Linked DNA regions of Mus musculus: regions 2 and 3 are each linked to region 1. Evidence: chromatin loops called from intact Hi-C (ENCODE). Cell type or tissue: left cerebral cortex. All regions are shown on one strand.

What was found. Hi-C counts contacts between places; a loop is a spot of excess contacts. Peaks named below come from ENCODE experiments on the same cell type or tissue, not always from the same donor. Only the 100,000 strongest peaks of a DNase experiment are listed, where the experiment ranks them.
Region 2: a loop joins it to region 1, with 9 times the contacts of the local background. A loop is called at or near these places in 21 of 42 quality-filtered maps.
Region 3: it touches region 1 in a loop (6-fold over the local background); 17 of 42 quality-filtered maps call a loop at or near these places.

Annotation. Positions count from the first base shown.
Region 1 is chr7:35,876,865-35,884,864 of GRCm38, reverse strand. No RefSeq gene overlaps it. Among named protein-coding and RNA genes, the nearest start is that of Gm36234, 42 kb to the left of the region's middle. In left cerebral cortex, CTCF peaks have their summits at 83 (motif pointing right) and 4,716 (motif pointing left); DNase peaks (open chromatin) are centred at 4,132, 4,722, 5,692 and 6,519; H3K27ac peaks cover 956 bases.
Region 2 is chr7:37,353,002-37,361,001 of GRCm38, reverse strand. It overlaps a transcript of Zfp536 not described here. Among named protein-coding and RNA genes, the nearest start is that of Gm30483, 29 kb to the right of the region's middle. In left cerebral cortex, CTCF peaks have their summits at 641 (motif pointing right), 2,289 and 3,130 (motif pointing right); DNase peaks (open chromatin) are centred at 1,332, 3,137, 4,196, 4,293 and 1 more place.
Region 3 is chr7:37,341,516-37,349,515 of GRCm38, reverse strand. It overlaps a transcript of Zfp536 not described here. Among named protein-coding and RNA genes, the nearest start is that of Gm30483, 18 kb to the right of the region's middle. In left cerebral cortex, CTCF peaks have their summits at 3,290 (motif pointing right), 5,756 and 5,958 (motif pointing right); DNase peaks (open chromatin) are centred at 3,282, 5,449, 6,258 and 6,702; H3K4me3 peaks cover 1,101 bases; H3K27ac peaks cover 1,028 bases.

The sequences.
Region 1 (8,000 bases):
AAAATAATTGTTATTATTTTAGTTATGTGTATGTTTGTCTATGTGCACAGAAGTGCAGTTGCCCACAGAGGCCAGAAGAGGGCGTCAGATCCACCGTAGTTGGAGTTACAGGCAATTGTGAGCTGCCCAGTGTGACTGCTCAGAAGTGAACACAGGTCCTCTGTAAAAGCAGTAGGCACTCCATCAAGTCACTTCTCCAGGCCCATTCAACCTTCTCTGGGGCCCCAAACCTGCTATGTGCACATGTTCAGAGCCTCTGAGCCCAGGGTATTGATGAGGCGGTCTACTCTTGAAGGTAACAGTCAGAGCTCACCAAGGCTCTAGAAAGAGGTAGAAGAAGGAAGCTGTCCAGACACTCAGGCATCCTTTGGGTGACTTAAGAGTATTTTCACATCATAAAAAAAAAAAATCCATTTTTACCAAAAGGTTGGAGAGAGAAGACTCAGTGGTTGAGAGTGGCTGTTGCTCTTCCAGAGAACCCAAGCTCGGTTCCCAGCATCCACATTGGGCAGCTCATGACAACTTGGAACTCCAGTTCCAAGGGATCCAACACACTCTTCTGGCCTCCACTGACACACACATACATGGCATATGCTAACACTAACACACACACACACACACACACACACACACACATACACACACACACACCTATGCAAAAATAAATTGTTAAATTCCTAGATCTCTAGAGAGTGTGACCGGCATATGATCTCTATCAAGTTTGTGGTTTCCATCGCTGGAGTGACAGACTCACTCATAATGACCAAGACTAGAGCGGAGAGAGTCACTGTGCAAGTGGTTGGGGGGGGGGGGGCTGAGGGAAAACTAGGGGGGAGCTGTAGAGCTTGGTCCATGGAAATCTAAGCCCTGAGTTACTCCAGTGGAGACTGAGGGCACACACACTGGACACTTGCCCGGGACATGTGCCACAGGAATGCTTTTCTCTGACTTTCTACCTGTGTCGTGAACCTTTGGTGCATGCAGGATCTACCTAGAAGGATAACTGGAATTGATAGTTTTTAAATGTATTCTGGCTCACAACTTTGGGGTTTTCTATCTGCGGTCACATAGATCCATTGGTTTGGACCTAAGGTGAAGCAGAATACCGTGATGCTGTCAGGGAGGCAGAGCAGACCTTCTCGACCCCTGAGAATCAGGAAACGGGAGTCAAGGGAGAAGAGCCATCTTTCACAGGTACACCCCCAGTGGCCTCCCTCCTCCCACCAGGCTCCAACTTTAGCTTCTACCACTTCCCAATAATGCCATGAGGTTCCAATTCCATCCGCGGTGTCAGAGAACCGGTCTCCGTGATTGGCTTCCCCATCTAGGAACACCTTCGACACATGGATCTTTCGTGGGTTAGGGGGACATTCTGTACCCAACCCATAACAGGGGGTCATGGAAGAAGGTAGCTTGTTACCACACATGGTTCCAAAAAACAAAATGCAGCAGAAGTATCAGGCAGCCTTGCCCCCACGGCACCCACAAAAGAGCAATTTCACCTATCTGGAAAGAACCTGGGGCATACATCAGTTCTAAATCCTATCTCATGCCTCCCTTGCTACTGGATGAATGTTGCTGCTCGAAACTGTATTGGTTTCATTGTTCTGTTTGTGCTTCATTTGCGAAGGTGACTTGGTTTTATAGTTGCACAAAAGCTACAAAAGGAGTCGGCATCTACATTAGCAAAATCTAGAGCCAGGAACGTCGTTATACTCTCCACTGAGCAACTGGGAGAACTAACTGCTATCCTGCAGGAATGAGGCCACAGGCAGCTCGGCAAGGTGTACCTGCTGCTCTCGAAGAGGACCCAAGGTCAGTTCCCAGCACTCCAATCAGGAGGCTCACAGCCACCTGTAACCCCACCTCCAGGGGTTCAGATGGCCACTCTGATCTCTGTAAACACTGTACTCGTGTGCACATGTGAGCATGCACGCACATGCATGGGCACACACACACAATTAAAAAATAAAAAAATAAAATTTTTAATACATAGTACATAATACATGCAAGGCATGTAGTGGGATCAGTAAATGCTATTAAGTTAAGAGCGGGGAGAGAGTTGCTTCACTTTACCCCTTGCTCAGGCATGGCTGAACCCCCATTTCTGGAAACTGCTGGACCTTCTCACTCAAACCTAGACTTAGCCTGTTCCGTCCACTGGTTAAGAGACCACGGTCCCCTGGAGCAGCAGGTGGGATGTGGGGTTCTCACTAGCTGGAAACTCTAGTGCTCCTCCATGCTCACAAGTCTCATAGTGTCCTGTCCATCCTCTCAGAGCAAACAAAGCACAAATAGACAGACGTAGAGTTGTCCAACTCCCCCAAGGGTTATTGCAGATTGCTACTTCTGTCTCTCACACTCTCCTACCTGGTGAGCTAATATCCTGGAGGGTGACATCACAGGCTGGAGAGATCTGAAAGTGTTATCACTGCTATGACCAAATGCCTAACAAAATCAGCTTACAGGGAAGAAGGATTTGTGTGGCCTTGTGGTTTCAAAAGGTTCAACCCAAAGCCCTTGTTTCCATTGATTGTAGGCCATCTGGTAAGACAAATATCAGAGGAACAAGAGCATGTGTGGTGGCAGCTGCTCACCTTAACAGACACGAAGCAGAGAGAGGAGGAAAACCTGAGAACAGAAAACACACTTCCTGTGACATCCTTCCTCCAGCTAGGCTCCACCTCCTAAGGTTTCCAGGGCCTTCCAAAGTAGTGCCACCAGCTGGGGACCCAGCACTCTTCACAAGAACTTGGAGAGGTGTGGGCTGTGTTTCAGATCTAAACCACAACTTAATCCTCAGAGGGTGGAATCTGCATAGGACTAAGGGTCCAGAAACCAGATCTGACTCAATAAAGTCCTCAACATATTCTATTCAGCCAGGGGCTTGGCTGGTATCTACTCAGAAAGAAAAGGAGGAATGGAAGTGAGGAGGGAGAAAGGCAGAAGATGGAAAACCAGCAGAGGTTAGATGCAGTGGTGTACACCTTTAATGCCAGCACAGAGGCCCTCTGTGTGCCAAGGCCAGCCTGGTCAACATAGTGAGACTTTATCTCAAAAAGGCAGGAAACAAACAGATCCCTAAGGGTGCTTAAGCTCTCTGCAGTTGCCCAGGACTCTCCCTCCCTCATCTGCCTGCTAGGGGAGGTCTAATTTCAGGGAGATAGATGTAGAATGCAAAGATCTTCTCTTATTTGGAGGTGTCTTGGTCTCGGAAGTCTTCTGCAGTTGCCTCTGTTCGGTTTTGAATTTTATCATATGCACTCCAAAATGTATGTTGAGATCTTAGCCTCCAGTATCACCCAGTGTGACTGTATTTGTAAACAAGGTCCTTTTTTTTTTAAGTAGTTGAGTTAAAATGAGGTCATTCGGGTAGGCTCTAGCCCAATTGACCTGGTGTCTTTACGAGGAGACAGCAGGACGTGAGCATACGGGGTGAAGAGGATGTGAAGATACAGAGAGAAGTCAACCCTCAGTGGCTACAGAGGGATGTCTCAGAAAAAAGCAGCCCTGTCAACTCTTCAATCTTAGACACACAGCCTCAGAGGAGTGAGGAAGTACATTTCTGTCATGTAAGCTGCCCAGCCTGTGGCACTTAGTTACAGTAACACTAGCAGATGAATGTACTTTTGAACCCCAACATTCAAGAGCTGAGTGTGTGTAGTTCAGTGGTAGAGCCCCTGCCTAGAATCCCAGGTGAGGGGCTGGGAGTGTGGCTCAGTGGTAGAGCCCCTGCCTAGAATTCCCCAGTAAGGGGTTAGGGGTATGGCTCAGTGGTAGAGCATCTGCCTAGAATCCCCCAGTGAGGGCCTGGGGCCATGGCTCAGTGGTAGATCACCTGTCTAACATATCCAGAGCCCTGGGTTCCATCCCTAGCTCTGCAAGAAAATAAAAATACGCGACTGATTTGCCTTTTCTTGTGTTCAGCTCCACCAGCTGTCTTCTATATGTCTCCTACAGTTGGTGTAAGGAGGCTGAAATAACAATGAGCCCCACAACTTCAGTCTGTGAGTGATCTCCATTTCCCACCTTGTGCCTGGCCACTAGACCCCCAAGTGAACCACACTCTGTCCCTGTGAGCCTGCCCCCGGTGCCAATATGTATAGGAGTGACCTGCTGAAACACCAAGCACCCACACCAGATTGGGCACTTCCTGGCATCTTCCCACTGTGGTTGTACCTACTGGGCTAGTCCCTAAATGGGTGTGACATCAGACACAGTGTCCAGCTCAGACTTCAGAGCGCCCGATCACCTTGCTGTACCTCTGCCACTGCCCATCTACCCCTGGGTTCCTGACACCTCTCTGCTTCCATACTGCTAGTCCTAGCTCTCTGCAGAAGGTGAGGACAGGGGTGCGGGAGGAGAGCAGGGGCTCCCAGGGCTCAGCTCAACTTTACAAGGGGACAAATGGACCATTTCATTTCCCAAAATAGCCTTCCAAGAACACTCCCATACGGAGCCATAAAAAAAGGCTTAGACCCAAGATTTTTTAGAGGGGATTTTATATCCGTGAGTATCTATCGAGTTTTATGCCCCTTCGGGGTGTCCGTGGGCTGTGGGCAGAGTGGAAAGGGCCTTTCATTAACCACAGGAATCAAGCAATGGCTAGAAACAAGTTGGGCTCTTCGCCCTCTGGTTTTAAGGTAATTCTTGGGAGTTTTAAAAGTCCTTTCCCCAGCCTAGAGCAGGCAGTGGGCTGAAGCGCAGCGCCCTCTGGTGGTTGTTGATGTTCAGCGTCCTAGCCCCAGGTCCAGCAGGAGGCTGGAAGCCTGGGCCATCAGCCAAAACATCAGCATTACAGAACAGATGGGGGACCTTTGGAACCTTGAGGGGCTGCTGACCTGCAGCATGGGCTGAGTCCAGGTCCCCCATGCACATGTGGTCATGCAAAGGGCATAAGCATGTGGGAGCACACATAGGGGCGTGCTTGTGGTCAGCCTCTGAGGAACAATGTCACCCATAGTGAGCCGGAAACATAAGATTCTCTCTTCCTTGCGTTCTCTCTCCCCAGTGCTCAGACCTTGGAGCCAGGACCCCCGATGTTTCCCTCTCCCCCACTATCTCCAATCATCTTCTCCACTTACCAACAACAGGCTTCTTATGCGCATGTGAGTGTGTGTGTGTGTGTGTGTGTGTGTGTGTGTGTGTGTGTGTGTGCGTGTGTGCCGTGCGTGCGCATGGACAGTCCACAGCTGAGGGGATACAATATGTGCTCCGAGGTCCCCATAATGTAGATCAGCACATGCCCTTCTGACATTTTTGTATTGAAGCCAAACCGCAAGTCCCAGGGCCCTGGGCACAGAAGTACATAGGGGCTTAAAGGGGTCTATCCAAGCCAGCGGATCCCTCTTAAGTCTGCCCAGCACCCAGCCACACCTGAGAGAGCAAGGCAGTGCAGGTATTACTGAGAATGCAGGTTTGAGAGAGTCCAACCCCTGAAAGAGTGGCTCCATTTCCTCATCTGTACAGTAGAGGCCAAGCTCAGAACATGCTAAGACCCAGCACAAGCCGCACAGAAAGCCACACTGGTATGTAAACATACTTTCTATTGCTGTGATAAACACAGACACCAAGAGCAACTTGGGGAAGAAAGGATTTATTTCAGCTTAGGGAACTTAAGACGAGAACTGAATCAGAGACCATGGAGATGTACTTCGTCCTGGCTTGCCCCTCACCCCCCACCCCGTGGCTTGCTCATCCTGCTTCCTTATACAAGCTAGAACCACCTGCCATGGGTGCCACCGCCTCCAGTGAGCTGGGCCCTCTCAACAAACTCATCCCCAGAACAATTCAATGGAGGCATTTTCTCCATTGAAATCCCCTTCCCAGATGACTCTAGCCTGTGTCAAGGTAACAAACTCCACCAGCACACCTGGCCTGTGCTGTGAACACCAGCCCTAAACCATCACTGCCCACCCTCTTATCTACACGACTCCTTCCGCACTAATAATATACATCCTACCAAGTGTGCGCAATAACCAAATGACCCATAAAAGGCCCAGACTTTCCTGCGGGCCCAACCATCTCCATTTCCCATCAGCCCGTGAGGACAGAGGACATCTTCCTCCCCACGGGATCCCATAGGCATCAGACCTCAGGCCTGGCCATCCCCCATCTGTCTGCAATCCTAGTTCTCTCACTCGGAGGCCCCTACTGTCAAGCTTTCCTGTCACATAGATTATAGAGGAGGCTAAGACAGCCAGGACAGAAGTCTAGAAACAGCTCTGATGGGACGAGAGAGGAGGCCAGTGTGCTTCCATCTGGAACTTCAAAACTTCTCCAGAGACAGCCTGTGCTCTGCACTGAATGCAAGCCCCTGTCAGCACACCAGGCCCACCTCCACTCTTCCCCCCACCCAAGCTTGCATCCAGAGCACCCCACAAACACAGGTTGTAGCTAAAAGTACGCAAATCAGGAACCGGGACGTTGCTAACTCTCACGGCAGCATTAACTCATTCGCTAGCACATATGGGGTATTTGGATCCCAGTGGGCCTGCTATATATACAGCTTATTATACAGTAGGTGCGACTTGGGAGAATTAATGTTACCATAGGAACATTTGGATCAAGGCTGGCTTCCAGGGAGGAGAGAGAAAAAATAAGTTCTCCTGCTCAGCGTTACTTCTCTGTTTGGAGTTGCTGAGAGGAAGGAGCCCTGTAATGGAGTCAAATGAGGCAAGGAGGGGCTTCCCCTGGTGGCTTGGGGAAGGTGAGAATTCCTGGAAGCAGCTTACTGAGGAGAGAAAACAGAACGTTAGGAACCAAAGCCAGAAGCCCCTGTAGCTCAGAGGACTGGGCGGGAGGGTGCAGAGACAAAGTGTTCCCTGCCTGGACGTGAGGGGCTGGGTCACAAAGCGGGAGCACTGCCTTGGGGACAAACTAAAACCCCCTCCCTCCATCACTGACATAAGATGTCCTTCCCAGCCCCACGCCCACACACAGAGAGTCTTATTCCAGGAGTCCATCGGTCTAGAAATACCAGAAAGGCACAGGGGAAGCCAAGGGTGAGACAGGGCTCTGTTCCTGGTTAGGCACTTTTTGGGAACCCAAATTCTTAGCTGAAGAACAGAAAATTGATGTGTGTGTGTGGGGGGGGGGGGTGCTTCATCCATGGTAAGCGGGATAGCTCTCTTGTGAGAAGCAAAGGCACTGTGTCCATCTGAACATCCCCACCCCTGAGTCAAAGTCTATCTAGTTAAAAAAAAATCAGAGTACTCAAGTTATGCATTGGTATAATCTCAGCACATCTGGGCACGCCCTGAACTCCCTCAGGCTCTGAAACTCATCACCTTTTGAATAACACAAGGGTCTGATGTCTCCTATCCCCTTCCCTGACTTTGCACATCTGGGAGTGCTAACAAGCCACAGATACTGAAATAGACCCAGCATGGCCATTCTACTCACGCCAAAGGCAGTCCCACAACCCTGGAAACACGTGCCCCAGGTAGAGCCAACCCCCACCCAGAGAGCTGAATTATTGCCTCTCGGCATCCTTTGCATGTTGCAATACACCAGACATGCAGAGCTGACCCAAAACAAGCTGGCTGAAGGAGTGAACGTGGAGTCCAAGGCGAGAGCAAAGAAAGAGATTGCAAAGAGGGCTGGGGAGGTGGCTCAGTGAGTAAGAGCACTTGCAGCTTTTCCAGGGGATCCCAGCTTGGTTTCCAGTCCCAGGTATGGAGACAGTAAACCACCTGTCATTCCAGGCCCAGGGGATTCAGTGCCCTGTTATGGTCTACACAGATACACACACACAGACACACACAGACACACACAGACACATACACACATACAGACATCCACAGATACACAAATACACACAGAGACACACACATAGACACATACATAGACACAGAGACACACATACACACATACAGACATACAGACATACACAGATACACAAATACACACAGAGACACACACACAGACACATACATAGACACACAGACAGACACACATATACACACACAGACACACACATACACACACTCTTAAAAATT
Region 2 (8,000 bases), 1.5 Mb before region 1:
AGCTTAAACACATGGCCCAAGAGGCTAAGAGAAGCTTGTCTGGTGCGGTGTTCTGCAGGGTCATTGCTGGCTTGCTGATGTCTCTGGGAGTGTCCCTGCAAACGTTGACTGATTCAGCCTAGGTGGCTTGTCCCCAGAAAGGGATGACACTGAGCCCAGTGTTTCAAAGCGATCTGGAGCAACGGTCCCTCACACCAGGGCCCAAGGACCAAGTAAGATTTTATGCCACCCCTGCTCACAAAGTTCTCCCTACAAGCACCCCGTGATCCCCATTAGCAACAAGGACTTTGCGACCTACTAGTCTGAGGTGAAGAAGCTGAGGGGCGGGAGACATCGTTGGCCAGGAACACATGGTGCCTGTCTGAACACACGCTTTAGATGTGCGTATATGCATTTGCTCACTCGGCTCACTCTTCTCCCAGGTGACCCTCCTAGCTGTAGGTGTGAACCCCTTCCCCTGCCCTCAGCGTCTACCTTAGCTTCTTCTCTGGTGTCTCAGGCTTCTATGACTGAGTTTATGCTCATATCCCAGACTCGCTGGGCTGCATATGTCCATTCCCTCCCATCCCACCTCCCACCTTCACCCCCCAATGGCTTTTTATCCTGGGGAATGCTGTCAAAGCCAGCTGCACTTACATGGTGCCACCAGTAGATGGCAGCATCTGCACAGCAGTGAAATCCATGTTTTTTGGGTTTTTTTTTTTTTTTCCCCTGCTCACTGGAAACTCCAGGGCAGCAGTTCTCAACCCGTGGGTCTCCATCTCCCAGAGACTATCTGAAAACACAGATATTTACATTAAAATTCATAACAGCAGCAAAATTGCAGTTACCAAGAAGCAACGGAACAATTTTATGGCTAGGGGTCACCACAACATGAGGAACTGTGTTAAAGGGTCACAGCATTAGGAAGGTTGAGAACCACTGCTCTAGGCCTTCTGAACCTAGAATGTTCCAGCAACAGCCTTGGGTCCATATAGTCCCACAAGTAAGGTGAGAGGGAAGCTGGAGACATCACTGGTCTAGCAACCTCTGTCTCGGAATCAAGGCAGGGACACATCTTTTAATTTTTTTAGGGGAGAGATTTGCTCCCAGTTAAAAACCTGGGACATATTTCAGAACACACCAGCTCATCTCCCTGAGAAGCCAGAAGATGTGAGCCCCAGGACTTGAGCCTGCTGAGCCTCCGTGAGATGAGCTGAATGTTCACACCCTGTGCCACACAGCTCTCGGGCTCGGAGCCACAATGGTGTCTCCTGTTCTCCCAGATGCTAACCTCGTCAGTATCTTCCAATGCCATAGCAACAGCTATTTACTGGTGGATTCCAGGCTCCCCGGCACTGGTTGCTTCTCCATGCTGCAGTTCACAGGGACACCCACTGGCAGCTACCACTTGCCCAATAGCACATTGGAAGGCCTGACTCTTGCGTTTCTAGTTGTGTCCCCCAGGGAACGCTGTCCTCACCAGGAACAGGCATAGTGGAGGAGGATATGACAACAGAGCCCTGCCCAAGCCCCGTAGCAGGGTTGATTGAAGCAACTGACAAAGGCTGTCTAAAACCATGTTGGATATGGGCTCTCCCCCACACACACACACACCAACACAAAAGCAATTTGCTAACCTATTTGCTATAACAGTAACTGCTGAGCAAGTGTGGCTCAGCAAGGCTCAATGTGCTCAGAGCTGCAATTGCAATTTAAACCTAAGCCTTGTAAGGTATGACTTATCACTAGCCTCATTTCACATGCTCAGAGAGGTTAAGACACTTATCAAAAGTTGCACAGCTGGTTAACTGCATTGGCAGATTTGAAATTGGCCCCATCATTTCTAGCCATATTGCAGAGCTTACCTATGAAAGGGTTGTGGTGCTTTCTAGAGATGTTAACTGCCCCCCCCCCCATCCCAAGCTACTGGTTTCCTTTGGAGACATTATTTTTTTTAAAAAAATTAATCTTCTTAGTTCACAGTAATGAAGCTGGTCACTTTTCTCTCTAGAAAACACACTGACATTAGAACAGGATCTTCTAAGAGCTTAGGTTGGGTGGTTCCTGGCCTTGCCCCTTCTCAGGGTGTGTGGGGGTGGTATTTTATCTTCTGTGTTCCTCATTCAGTCTGAGTCTAGAGTCTCCTTCAACAAAAGTGACTCATCACTGGCCCCAGCCAAGCTAAAGCTACTTTTCCATGTGTGGGGGTTGTGGGGTCCACCCTGGGCTCAGGGCTACTAGCGCTTTCAAGTGGGGTTCAGATGTGGCTTATAGTTGTTCTCAAAGAGCTGCAGTGATCCCCGATATAGCATAGGGGGAGACAAAGAGCAGGAGGTGCTTCAGGGTTGCAGATACACAGTGGGGTCTGGCTCCACATATAACTAGCTATGTTGCTCAGAAAACCTAGAAAGAAGGTCCCGTTTTTGCAGACCATACCAACGTCCTGGCCACCCTGAAGAAGCAGCTTGGTGGCCAGGGACCCTCTTTGCCTTTTCCTGCAAGGAGCTGGGCAGAGGATTCTTATGTCACCTCCCCAGCTTGCACACCTCTGCCCACTCTGAGCAAGGGTTCCAGGAATCTTTATGCCATTACTAGACACGCTAGGGTCTGGCTTCTGGGCCAGCCCAGGCAGGGTGGACTTTATGTGAGCCCTCCCACCCATAGCAGAAATCCCAAGGTGGTTTCTGTCTGCTAATTCCCACCCAGAACCTTCTCAAGGCCTAGCGAGTTCTTCCTGGGGACAGGGCTTAACCTGTCTCTCAGTGAGGAGATGCGCTTGCCTGCTTGGGCATCTCTCCCTTCCTTACCTAGTCAGGACTGCTCATATGTATTCCTCTCTTGCCCGGGCCACCAGCAGACGTCTGGCGGGCTGTATTGTACAGATGTGTACCAAGGGCCCCATGGAGACTGTTTCGTTCCCTCTGTTCCCGCCCCCCCCCCCCCCCCCGCGCCCCGTCCCGGATGCTCCCTTCAGGCAGCTGCTGGTCTGTAGCCAACTTCCCTGGGGACCCAGCCTTGAAATCCAACCCTGGTAAAAGCAGATCGGGCAGGCTGCAGAAAAGGTAGGCCTTAGACCCAGACAAGTCTTCAGCCATGGTGAATCCCTCCCTTTCTCAGGGCAAGCAGCATAGAACTGCGATTCCGAATATGGCCACAAGAGGGCACTCGATGTCCACAGAAAGAGCAGGAAGAGCGCTGAAGGAGGTCGCTCTGGGAAAGGGCTGTTTGAAGAAGACCTATGCAAACCATGCCTGTCCAGCCTAGCCATCACAGGGGTCTCGTGAAAACGACCACACCATCAAGGCGTGGTTACTCTGACAAAGAATTAAGTCACTTGACTCATGCACTAAATTGCGTCTAGGTGCATTTGTTGAGTGTCTGCTCTATGCAAAGATCGGGTAAATCTGGAAGGGTCCCAGTACTGAGAAGCGCCAGACCATAGTCTACCAGGGAGTTCATTGCGGGAGGCGGGGTGGGGGGAGATTTAAAGGATGCTTCCGCAATTTCTCTCCCTCAGTGGGGCCACACAAACCTTCAGCCACAAGATTCTATCTCTTGCATTCCTCAATATGGTCGCTTGACTGAGAGCCTCCCGCAGAGTCTCGGGCATTTGAACACTTGCTCTCCAGTTGCTGCTTGGTGAGGTTTAGGAGGTGTGATCCTGCTGGGGAAAGTGTGTCACCGGGAGTAGGCTCTGAGTTGTTAAAAGTCATTCCCATTGAAGATGTGAGCTCGCAGCTTCAGCTACCAGTGGCTGCCCCTGTCAGGATGGACCCACATCCCTCTGGACCCTGGAGCACAAATACACTTTCTTCTAGTTGCTTCTGGTCAGTAAATGGCTATTTTCTTCATAGTCATGACAGAATGTCTCCTGGAAACGACATTATTGTGGGAGAGTTTATTTCGGCTCCTGGTTCCCAGAGCCAGTCCACATGGCTGGCAAAGGTTGTTGGAAATAGCTCACTTCATAACCAGGGCGGGTGGGAAGCCACCAGGGTCTGTATATCCTCAAGGGCGTATTTCCTCAACCCAGGTCCCACTTTTCCTAGGTTCCCAGAACCTCCCCAAACAGCACCACCATTTGAGCATTCAAATCATGAGCCTGTGGGCAAGAGATCATATTCTAACTATAATACCTTACAAGAATGTTTTATTCAAACTAAGTTCACTTCCCACACAGAAAGTCCCGTAGGTCAGAACTCACAAATCCCCTTTCTTCTATAAGCACCACTATTGGGGTCTGCAGGGGACATGCCTGAGATCGTGACTTAAAAGGTGCAAGCCACAGCCCGTGGGGGTAGTTGTGTCCCAAGTTGGTACCCAGCAGTTAATATGTATATGAAGACTCATGGGGTTGTCATAGTAACTGGTGAACACATGCATAGATGCTCGCGAGTTTTAAGTATCAATCTGGCCCATTGGATTCCTGGCACTCTTTCTTCAGAACAGGGCATTTTAATTTCCATTCAGGAAGCAGAGTCGTATCTACAAGAAAGAAAGACCCCAGACAGCTCGTCACTGGTACTGAGGCCGCCATCTTAGCACCAGGAGAATGTGGGCGAGCAGAAGCTGAAGGCCGGGGAGAAGCCCTCTGCTCTATAAAATGAACTCAGTAGTTAAATCCCTGCCCCGGGTTAGCTCTGTGACCTCAGAGAAGGGAGGGGCAGGCGCATTTTGGAGCCCTGACTGGAGGATCCATGTGAAGCAAGGAGACCAAGATGGAAGGAGGGCTTCTGCAGCCCCGCCCCTTCTCAGTAGCCCGGAGTTTTAGGAGCCTCCCTAGACCCTATTATCCAGGATACCCCTGCCTAGACGACACCCTTAACCAGAGACCCCTAGAAGCGTTGCGCACGTGTGAGAACGATTCATAGAGGCAGTGCAGAATGGGAGGGCCTCCACTTCAGATGTTGCGCTCAGGGGTCCAGAATTTACGCTGAGTGTCCTCTTTGCCACTTCCGGCTGACTCAGGCTTTCCTCTCAGAACCTGGGGCTCCTGGCCTGTGACTGATAGAGGATGCATGTGACCCCTTCACTGTAAGGACTCTTGCCCAGTTTTAACAATGGTTAGAATACACCCCTAACATCACGGGGACACAACCAAGGAACCAGCCAGAGCCAGAAGCTAAGGGCAGCTCTAGAGTGCTCAGCCCGCCTGGCCACGACCCACACACATGCAAACCGGAATCCCAGTTGCAGGTTGTCTGTGTTTACGGCTAAAATATTAGCGATGACCGACACGCAGCCCTTTCTCCTACGCTGTCATTTTATGTTAATTGAACACCCCTGTTAATCTAATAGAGTTTAGATTTATGTAGGATCCTGTAGAGCATCATATTTTAATCAATACACATTCCACATTCAGATGGACAGATGCGCGGACCCTCTCCATCCCTGCACTTGGATTCCATCAGCTGTCAATAGCGCCTCGTTGAATCCTGTAGAGAGTCAGATTGATGGGTCCAGGCAAGTTCCATTCATCACACAAATTAACTTTGGGGGTAGAAATGATGCGAGGGGTCACGCAGCATCTCCAAGAGGGCGGAGACTGTGTTTCGGAGATTAGGAGCTTTAGATTATTTATCGGGAAGAGCCTGGAGGTGGGAGGCTGGGACAGGAGACTGGATGGGGGCAGGGGCACAAGGTAAAGCTGGATGCCCTTTGTGTCTTATAGACTTACAGGTAGGTGGGTGAGGCTAGTACTGCATCTGGGTGTGGCTGTCCCACAAGCCCCGGTCGGATGCTATAGGAGCAGGTGGGAGATACTGTCTGTGTGCAATTCTGCCTGGCCTCCACCCTCCACGTATGCTGGTTAGTTTATTCAACTTGATACTATCTTTGTCACCCGGTAAGCAGGAACTTCGGCTGAAGAATTTTTCCATCATACTGGCTGGTGGGACTTTTTTTTCTTTTTTTTTTTTTGGATTGATGGTTGAAGTGGGAGGGCACAGCACACTGTGGGTGGTACAATCCCTAGGCAAGCAGCTATATAAGAAATCAGGCTCCACTAACGCATCCCCTCACTGACTCCGTGCCTGCCTTTGTGGCCAAGGGTGGAGTCAGCTGAGCTTCAGCGGTCCTCAGGAGAGAGGCCTTTGGTATTTATTTAGGAAGGAGACCCAGGAAGACAAGACAAGGCTCCCACTCAGAGATGCTCCCCCAGCTATCCCTAAGACACTCAACATTTTGGGCAGATTATGGATAGGCTCTGTGGTGCATCTTCTCTGCTATGTTGCTCAGATCTCAGGAAAGCCCTCTTCTGAGACACCAAGGTGCCACAAGGTGGTATGAGCTGTTTGTGTGCAGGGTTCCCCCAGAGGCACACAGAAAGCCTCACAGGGCCACTTCCCTATCCAGCCTTATCTTTTGTAGCTTTAAGTCTTATACCATCAATAGGACAGAGCACACTGGCCTTGGAGTACTTTCGTCCACCTCTAAGGATGTGCTTAAGCCATTTTGACTTTGGTGCCATTAGACACTTCCACAGGATGTGGGTCAGGTGTGGCAGCAGTGACGTGGCTCTGCCGTGTATGCTGTCAAACAGATTTGCTCTTGGGCTGGCCAACCCAAGTACTAAGATGCACCCACCCATCCCACAGGCCCCAAGTGGGATTCTGAAGCTGTGTGGGAAAGCCTCAGGAGACGACGGGCATGAAGGCAGGCAGAGCTGGCACTCTGGAGGGTGCTCTTTCTAGTTCAAGTTTCTCTCTGTTGCCTTTTGCCTCATTTTTCTGGGACAAAGGTAGCATGTGCCTGAGGCTGACTTCCCTGTTTCCTGGCATTTCCGAGCCGTTTGGTCTGTCTTGAATTCTTGATCCAGGCGATGTAATCTGAGGACTGGAAAGATGGCAGACCTTGAGGTCAGACTTCGGGGGGTGAGGGATGCTGAACTGTGTGTGTCTGGTGACACAGGTCTGGAATCCTAGCTACGCAGGAGGCAGGAAGATTGTGAGTTCAGGGGTATGAGGGTAAGAGGATTCCAGGTGAGTGGGGATCCTGTCTTAACATAAGATTAGCACTGGGGCTGGAGAGATGGCTCAGTGCAGCAGATGGGAGCACTCGCACTCACTACTCATGCACAGAACCCAGGTTCTCTACCGCTCACCGCCATCTGTAACTCCAGTTCCAGGGGATCCAAGAGATCCCTGAGCATGTTCCTGCACTGATGGGATGCATATAAATTCACTCAGGTAGAAGCAGTACATAAGTCCTTTAAAGAACTGGAGTGGAGTATGACTTAGAGGCATAACACTTGCTTAGAATCCCCCAGTGAGATGCTGGGGGCGTGGCTCAGTGGTAGAGCCCCTGCCTAGAATCCTCCAGTGAGGGACTGGGGGTGTGGCTCAGTGGTAGAGCCCCTGCCTAGAATCCCCCAGTGAGAGGCTGGGGGTGTGGCTCAGTGGTAGAGCCCCTGCCTAGAATCTCCCAGTGAGGGGCTGGGGGTGTGGCTCAGTGGTAGAGCCCCTGCCTAGAATCCCCCAGTGAGGGACTGGGGGTGTGGCTCAGTGGTAGAGCCTGCCTAGAATCCCCCAGTGAGAGGCTGGGGGTGTGGCTCAGTGGTAGAGCCCCTGCCTAGAATCCCCCAGTGAGAGGCTGGGGGTGTGGCTCAGTGGTAGAGCCCCTGCCTAGAATCTCCCAGTGAGGGGCTGGGGGTGTGGCTCAGTGGTAGAGCCCCTGCCTAGAATCCCCCAGTGAGGGACTGGGGGTGTGGCTCAGTAGTAGAGCCTGCCTAGAATCCCCCAGTGAGAGGCTGGGGGTGTGGCTCAGTGGTAGAGCCCCTGCCTAGAATCCCCCAGTGAGAGGCTGGGGGTGTGGCTCAGTGGTAGAGCCCCTGCCTAGAATTCCCCCAGTGAGGGGCTGAGAGCAGTGTTTAGCCCTACAGTGCTTGCTAGCATGCAGAGGACCTGGCTTCTGTCACTACTACATTAAAAAAAAAAAAAAAAAAAAAAAAAAAAAAAAAAAAAGATCATTTAGAAAACACCTGTTATGGAACTCAGGTCCAGTCACTGACTTCTTTAAAA
Region 3 (8,000 bases), 1.5 Mb before region 1:
ACTTCTGGCCCTCCTCTGGTATCTCACATGTGGACCAGTGAGCTTGTGTTATGCGTCCCTCTGCTTCCTGGCAATTGGGGAATTGGGCCTTCATTTGGGAGCATAGAGGACACACATTTGAGATGTGAGCCACCCCTGGAAACAGATGCAGATTGCCTCCAACCCTCCCCGACAGACATCTTCCTCTTAGAGCCATATGCTTCCGGGTACAAGAGAGGGGTGGTGAGGCCACCAGAGCCTTAAATCCCATTGTCACCAGCATGCAGGCCCATTCAGTAAAGGTCCCTTTAGCTGGGTGCCAGCATGATTTTTTCCCCCAAAAGTTAATCCATCTTTGTGGGGATTATCAGTAACCTTGCTCCTTTAACTGTCGCTTCATAGTAATCTCTGAACAGAGAGCAATTTCAGGGCATGTAGCCGGATTACTGAGGCCAGGCCTGGGTAGTGAAGGGAGGGGGATAGAGATATAGTCAGAGAAGTGAGGCATGCTAGTGAGGAGACTCAGGGGAGCCTGGAGTACGAGGCTTCAACAGCAGGCGAAGAACACAGTGGGCAAGGTCACTTGTGACCTTGGGGACAGTTTGGGGCTCGGAGGCTGTCCCTTCAGGACCTCCTTGGAGGCTGAGGTCTGGGTATAGGCATTGCGGAAGGACCAGACTGGGCCGGGATTCAGGTAAGGAGGTCAGAGGCAGGTGCAGCTGGCTCCCAGCCGTCTGCAGACCTGTCTGCCTTGGCCCCCACGGGGCCTCTGAAAGCCTGGAATTGGTACTTAACATTTAGTACTCGGGGGAGTTCACATCAAAATCTGTGCTTCTGCTTCTCTGGGAAATTTAGAGAACTCACAAGCCTTGGTCTGCTCCTTTGTGAGGCAGGGCGATAGCCTGGTGCCAGGCGGCCGCTGGCCTTGCAGGCTTAGGACTCTGGGTGCCCAACCTGACCCATGTTAGGAACTAGGCCCGTGTGTATCTCACCACTGGGCCAGGACGTCAGCCCTGCATGCGCTCCATAACCTTTTGCTGGCCTAGGCTTGAGGGAAGAATGCAAGAGGCAAGACAGGGCTGTAGCAGGTGGTGTGGCCCGAGAGAAGCATCAGGTTGAGTGAAGATAATGCTCTCAGAGAGGGACGGTACAGTCCACAGTCCACTGGTCCTCAGCGTACCCTTCTCTAATCGCTTCAGAACAGTTGGCAGGGTGCCCTCATGGACCCCACGTTCACCACCTTCACTCCAATGTTCTAAGTCACCAGGGAAGCCTCACTCAGCCCAGAATGAGCTGGTTTATAGCCTGCATGTATGAAGCAGTCACTACCTAGTTTCCTGGGGGAAGACTGTTTGTTTATGGACACAGTCTCACTCAGTAGCCCAGGCTCTCTAGAAGGAAGGTCTCATCTGCCTCTGCCTCTGCCTCTGCCTCTGCCTCTGCCTCTGCCTCTGCCTCTGCCTCTGCCTCTGCCTCTGCCTCTGCCTCTGCCTCTGCCTCTGCCTCTGCCTCTGCCTCTGCCTCTGCCTCTGCCTCTGCCTCTGCCTCTCTGCCTCTGCCTCTGCCTCTCTGCCTCTGCCTCTGCCTCTGCCTCCCAAGTATGAGGTGATAGGTGCGGATCACCGCCATGTCATGCTCCAAAACTGTCTTTATTTGCCAGGTCTCTGTGTCAGGCCTCTGAGAGGGCTCTGTTGGGAGGGGTAGAGCCCATGTGTAGGACAACAACGTACAGATAGTGTATTCCACACCCAAGCAATGGGAAATTCCTTCCTTGGTGTGTCTTTTCCCCTTTTGTTGGGAGGGCAGCCTGGAGAAGGTCGGTGGAGACTAAAGGGAGTTTCTCCCAGCCCTTAGCATGGCATTCTGCCCAAGAGAGATAGTGTTGGGTTGCTTATTCGACTTTCCTCCTTCCTCATTGTCATAATTTGGTTTCCGGGGAGCTGGTCTTCAACTGCATCTAGAGGCAGGAGATCGTCGAGATGCAAGCTCATTTGATGGTTTTTAATTACCAAGGCAAGGGAGTCGTCGCTCTGCATCCATTTGCAGCCTCTGGTCTCTGGGTAGCGCCCCCCCACACCTTGATGGCACCTCTGGAATCTGAGATGGTGTCAGCCCAGCCAATGTGGATGACAACAGGCATTAATTGCATCCCGAAGGAGGCTTTACTGAAGTTGGGGTCACTCCACTGTGGCGTCCAAAAGCGCGTTGTGCATACACGGCAGTGCAAGAGGGAGAGGGATGCTCTTAGCCACACAGGCTGGAAGAGAAGGGGAAAGAGGTTCTCATAGGATCCTAAGAGAACAAGGAGGGAGAGGCTGGAGGACCCATGTTCAAGAGTCCCATCTTCCCGTCTCTAAACCCCATTGCCCTTGTTACTAACACGAGCCGGAGCTCTAAATCCTAACTACAGGTCTTAAGCCACAATCACACACACTAAGGTTTGGGATTTATCCACACCCTGTCTCCAGATATGTTGACAATGAGGCCACTGTGTGCAGAGAGATGTAGGTCAACAAGAGGTTTCCCCTTTGGGGAGGGAATCCACCAGAAAAATTGATGAGGCAAGACATGAGTTCTCTGCCCCGCCCCCAACATGTGAATTTGTGTTTTTCATGTCTGCTGGGAAAATACAGCAGCACACACGGCCTACATGGGCACAGCATGTTGATTCTTGGTAAGTGACCAGCTCCTGGACAAAGCTGGCAGGGGCATCCAACTCAGACACTACACCCATTTCTTTGACAAGATGTCTTCTCCCTTGTTATCCCCAAGGGCCGCTGGTCCAACTTGGAAGAAGTTTAAGTAACATTGGCAGGGGCACTTCAATGTCCCCCTTGCCGAGGCTTCCCATGTGCTTCAGGTATGGTGTCAGTTCTGAGAACCCCTACCCTGCCTTCCTTTGGGATCAGAGAGAATGGGTTGGGGGAAATGGGTGATAGCTTGTTCTCTATTCCTCTGCCATCCATCCCCGAGACGCCATCTCCCCACAGGATAGAAAGAATCACCTGTCTGTTTTTGGCACCAACACCCTCACGAAAGCCGTAAGAATATGGTGACCTTCACTCTGGTCTCCATGACGACAAGATGGTATATGTATAATTAGTTCAAGCTTATTTTAGGACCAATTCTCTTTTATTTTAGGGCAATGCGAGCTATGATAACTGTAAGCATGTTTACGAGGCGCGCGAGGCTTAGCTGAAATGTGCCAACAATTCTAGTCAAACAGATGGTGACCCCTGATTCAACTTGCCCTCATTCAATTATTCAGCTGTATTTAATTTTCCTCCGAGTGACTCACATGCCATGCAGCCACTTGTCCTCTAGGTGGCACTAGAGACCACCTTTATGGCTACAAATAACCGCGTGCTCCCTAGGTCTCTGAATTTTCTGCCTGGCCTAGGCCGGCAAGGTAGATAACAAAATTTTTGCATTTGAACAATAGTTTCAACCTATTATCAAGTGATATGAAAATGTGGCGAATTACTGGGTCAAATTGTATGCAATTTGGATACAAGCTCTAGATGAGCATCATTCTAAAGAGGGATTTAAAACATTGCCCAGGTTTAATATTCTCTCAGATGATTTGTATGGAGTTTGCAGGGTGCTGTCATATTAAAGCCAGTAAAATTACTGCGGGGAAGTTTTGTGTGCCATCTCAAAATCTCTCTGGTTTAATTCTTTACCAGCTGTGTCGTCTGAGGTTGGGGGACATCTGCCTGTCATCTGTTACTGTCCCCTCCTGATGGTTCCTACCTGTCTGTACATATTTTCAAGCTCAAGGGATCTCTCAAAACTCACCCCCTTCTAGAAAGGATGGAACCGAATCTATTCGGTCACAAGAGTTTGTGGTGCAACAACTAACGGAGCCTGTGGCTTGGGAGCCCCCCCCCCAAAAAAAAATCACTGCAGAGCTGGCTTCTCAGAATCAGGAAGAATAAACGATTCTCTCAGCTGTCTTCTACCCAATCACATCCCAATCCCTTTATACCCTAAATAGGAGGAGGCCCTGTAAGACACACTGAAGCCACAGTTCTCCTCAAGCAAGGTGGCCGAGGCAAGCCAACTGCATAAGTCCCTCAGCCTGTGGCTACCCCTCTTGTCACATCCCCTTGGAGCACTGGGTGTCCGTCCCCTTGTCCAATCCCCCCCCCCCCCCGTCTTCAGTCTGGTCAAGTCACAATGAGAGAACTGTGAGTGGGAAGCAATGCCACTCAGATCCATGCCGACCCCAACGTCTCGAAGCACAAACTGCTTCCAGAGACAATGGGCTGGGTTTTCGGTGGCTTCCTGACTGAGAGGTTCTGGCAAATACAGTCAAGTTCTCTGAACATTGCGGGTTCTCCTTTCCTTTTCATCTAGAGGCAACATGGTGATGGTGAGTGCTGACAGCCCCACACTCAACTCTGGGCCTGGAGTTTCCTGTTGGAAGGCTGGCCTTGCCGGCCACCTTCCACTTGGTCCTGTTGTTTTACCTACAGTGATGTCACTCACGGCGATGTGATGGTGGGTAAGCACCTGCAGCAGCTAGGGCCTGACCTTGGGCTCACTAGCACAGCTGGCCTTACCACACCCCAAGGGCAGACGGAATGGTGCCCTGTTTGTGTCTGGGACAGTCAAACCTAACCTGTTATAGCCATTCTGGCTGCGATTCTGGCAGGATTCAGTGAGTTACATGGTCTTTGAATGGGTGTCTCAATTACAGCTATGCCGAAACCAGAAGAATTGATTTACCTCAGACTCAGCACCTCTCTTGGGGTATCAGAGTCGGCTTGTCCTTCCCACTTTTAGGTAAATTTGGGGTGGGGGAGCTTCATTAAGGTGCTACAAAGAATTGAGCAAACCACTCCGTGTGTCCCTGGATCCTCTGCTCTGAGCCAGCCACCGTCCCCTAGGGATGGAGTGACAGAGCAAGGTGATTCAGAAGGAACAAGAAGTGGCGTCCCACGCCCTCTCTTAGCCTCTTCTGTGCTGCTGGGTGTTTCTGCAGAGCAAGGAGGCAGGGGCACCTGGGACTCTTTCAAAGGGAGCTCTCTCATTAGTGTATGTCCCGAGTGAGATTGTATAGGCTCATACACACAGAATTCTGGCATTTTCTGCAGCCTGTCTCTTTTCAGACTGGGCATGGGGAGCACTCTGAAATAGACAGGAAAGAGGGAAGAGACAGGCAGGGAAGTGATACATTTGTTAGCCACGTAATGATTGAAAACCAAACCAAACCAAACCAACCACCCCGCCCCCCGGTCCCACAAACGCTGTAGAAATGGCTCCTCAGATCTCCAGCTTCAATATGGATTTATTTTTATTACATAAATACATCACTGTGGTATTGTATTTTAAAGAAATAGCGCCCTGCGCCAGGGCAGCAAAAGTTGCTGGACGCTGTGCCCGGTGGGGCCGCCACTGTGGCTCTTGGCCTTCCCTGAGGCCTGGATCCCCGTCTACCGTGCCACCTGCCCTGCCACCTCAACATTCTTTCTAAGATGCCAAGTTTCTGCGGCTCCTGGAGCACCACTCTCCTTTGTTCTGAGGACTCTCTCCACGAGGAGGCCAACTGCGTCTTTACAAAGAAACTAAGGGGCAGGATCTGAACCTATGTGGGAACGCAGGGGCCCCCCCAGCAGGTGGCCGCGCATGCGCTGAGGCAGAAGCCAGGGAAAGTTTGTGCTTTTTGCTGTGATTACTGTCCCCCAAGCCTCTGCTCACTGAGGGGTTCTGAGCTCACACACCCCCCCCTGCTTCCCCGGCACACTCCGGTTTCTTAGCTCCTGCAATTAGATCCCGACTAAGGCAGGCACACCCCACGTTATTCACTGGGGGAGCTCTGAGAAGATCACTTCAGGAGTCTGAGCTGTCCCTAAGGGACTCATTTCACAGAGACCAGCCTCCCCCCACCCCCCAATGCCCAGGAATCCACTCTTCACTTTTTCTTTTTCTTTCTTTCTTTCTTTTTTCTTTTCTTTTCTTTTTTTGGGGGGGGGACCAACTCTTCCTTTTCCCTGAAGGTGGCAGTAAAGGAAAAAAATGAGCCTCTTTGAAGAGTTGGGAATTTTATTACAAAACAGATGGCGAACTGGGCATCCCCGTTGTCCCCCCCCCCCATGTGCCCGAAAGCCTTGGTAAAGGAAGCTATAGCCCCTCAGAGTGGTGTTCGCAGGATTGCTCCCCTCGCATAGTGGCAGCGTGGTAAGTCAGCCCAGAGCTGATGACCACGGGCTCAGCCGGCCTCCTCGTGCCCCCCTTAGTCCCTTACCAGGATAATTGAGGACCATAATGCGGGGGGAAGAGCGCAGAGGCTCCCGCGGGCTGTCAGGTATCTGCTAGTGTCTTCATGTCATCCGTCAGCATTGAGCCTCTCTGTCATCTCTTCTCAGCCTTCAGCGCCGTGAGCCCTCACCACGTTCATTATCTCGGCTCAGGCCGGCCCTCCCCCCGGCTCCCCCCACCGGGTAAATGCATCTTTGTGCAACTCTCAGTCTCCGATTATGAATCGATGATCATGTGGTATAAGAGAGATAGATGGCTTTTAGTCGCATCTTGGCTTCCCTAATTGTAAAATATTAGTTACATTACACTGTGTCTTTTGATTAATGGAACTTATTTGGAGTAGCCTATCCGAACCCTCCCCCTTCCACAGCCCTCCACTGACTTTTGAGAATTGAGTGATCTCACTTAAAGCAGACAAATAGGCCCTTCAGTGAGGAGACAGCGGCGCTGCGATACTGAGGGCCAGACAGGCTCTGCAGACAAAGTCCTGTGTTCCCGAGAAAGGCTTCAGCCTCGCTAACGCCAGCCTCACACCTCTGATCCGCCCTGGACAGCGAGTTTCTCCTTCTGTGTCATTTCCCCCTCTTGGCAAACAAAACCCATCTTGCTGACTTGCAAAACAGGATGTGAAACAAAATTTAATTAAAATTAAATAAATCGCAGATTGCCGAATCGCCACGTCCAGCTTTCAAGGAGACAGTCAAATCTGAACTTTGATGGATTTCAGTCCTGGCTATGCCAGGGGGCTCCCTTCTTCCTGGATGGCATGTGGCTTCAAATCAGCCTCGTGTCCATCACATTAGACATGGGAAGATGTTTGTTCTTTAACTGGGAATTTAGTTTGCACAATTTATTTAAATATGATCTGTTGATAAAGCCTTTGCCACATAAAAGGGAAAATAGTGGCTATATCTGTTTATTAGTTGCTTGCTCTTAGCCACCAGGCTTTGGGGTGATAGATCCCTCATAAATAACCTATTCTTTAGTAGAAATCCAAGGCCATATTCACTTCAACTTATCAGCTCAATTCAAAAGGTCTATTTCTTGTCAATGGGTGCAATGTCTATATCTTGGGAATCAGGAAGGCTTCGCAAACGCCTAAAAGACGCCACAGATCGGAACTCCAGCATGCATTCTGGTGGGGCATTTTGAGGACACATGCTATATAGAATGCATGCAAGTATTCATATCTATTCTTAGTTTTACAGGAGCTGCTTTGTATTTTATTCTGACCTTTGGGTTTTTCTTTTTTTTACTTTTATTCATATATATACATATATATATTTTTTTTCAGACACTGACACTTCTTGTGTTTCCTGGGGACATGCTATTTCATTTAACAGACTTGTAGCAAAAGATTGATTTTATTATGTGTATAGAAAGCTGGTAACATTTTACATGGTATTTTTCTTTTTTTTGAAGAGAGTAACAATACACTTAAGGCTGCCAGGAAGACTGGAAGCAACAGAATAAGAGGACTGACTATAAAACTCATTTGAGGAACAAGGTGCTTGCAGATTGGCCTTCTGCATCAGCGCAGCCCCACCAGCAGCACCCTGTGTTACAGGCTGCACAGTGGGCCCCACAGTGTCTGCAGAATCGGCACCCACAGCGGCTCTGGGGTACCAACCCCAGTGCCCCCTCGTCTCCCGCTCCCCATCCATGCTTAGATTCGGGGGATTTAGACATTTGGCTTTTGTGTGTAGTTTTGACTCCTTGCTCTGAGGAAAGTGTATTCTGGAAGACTCTTTGTTCCG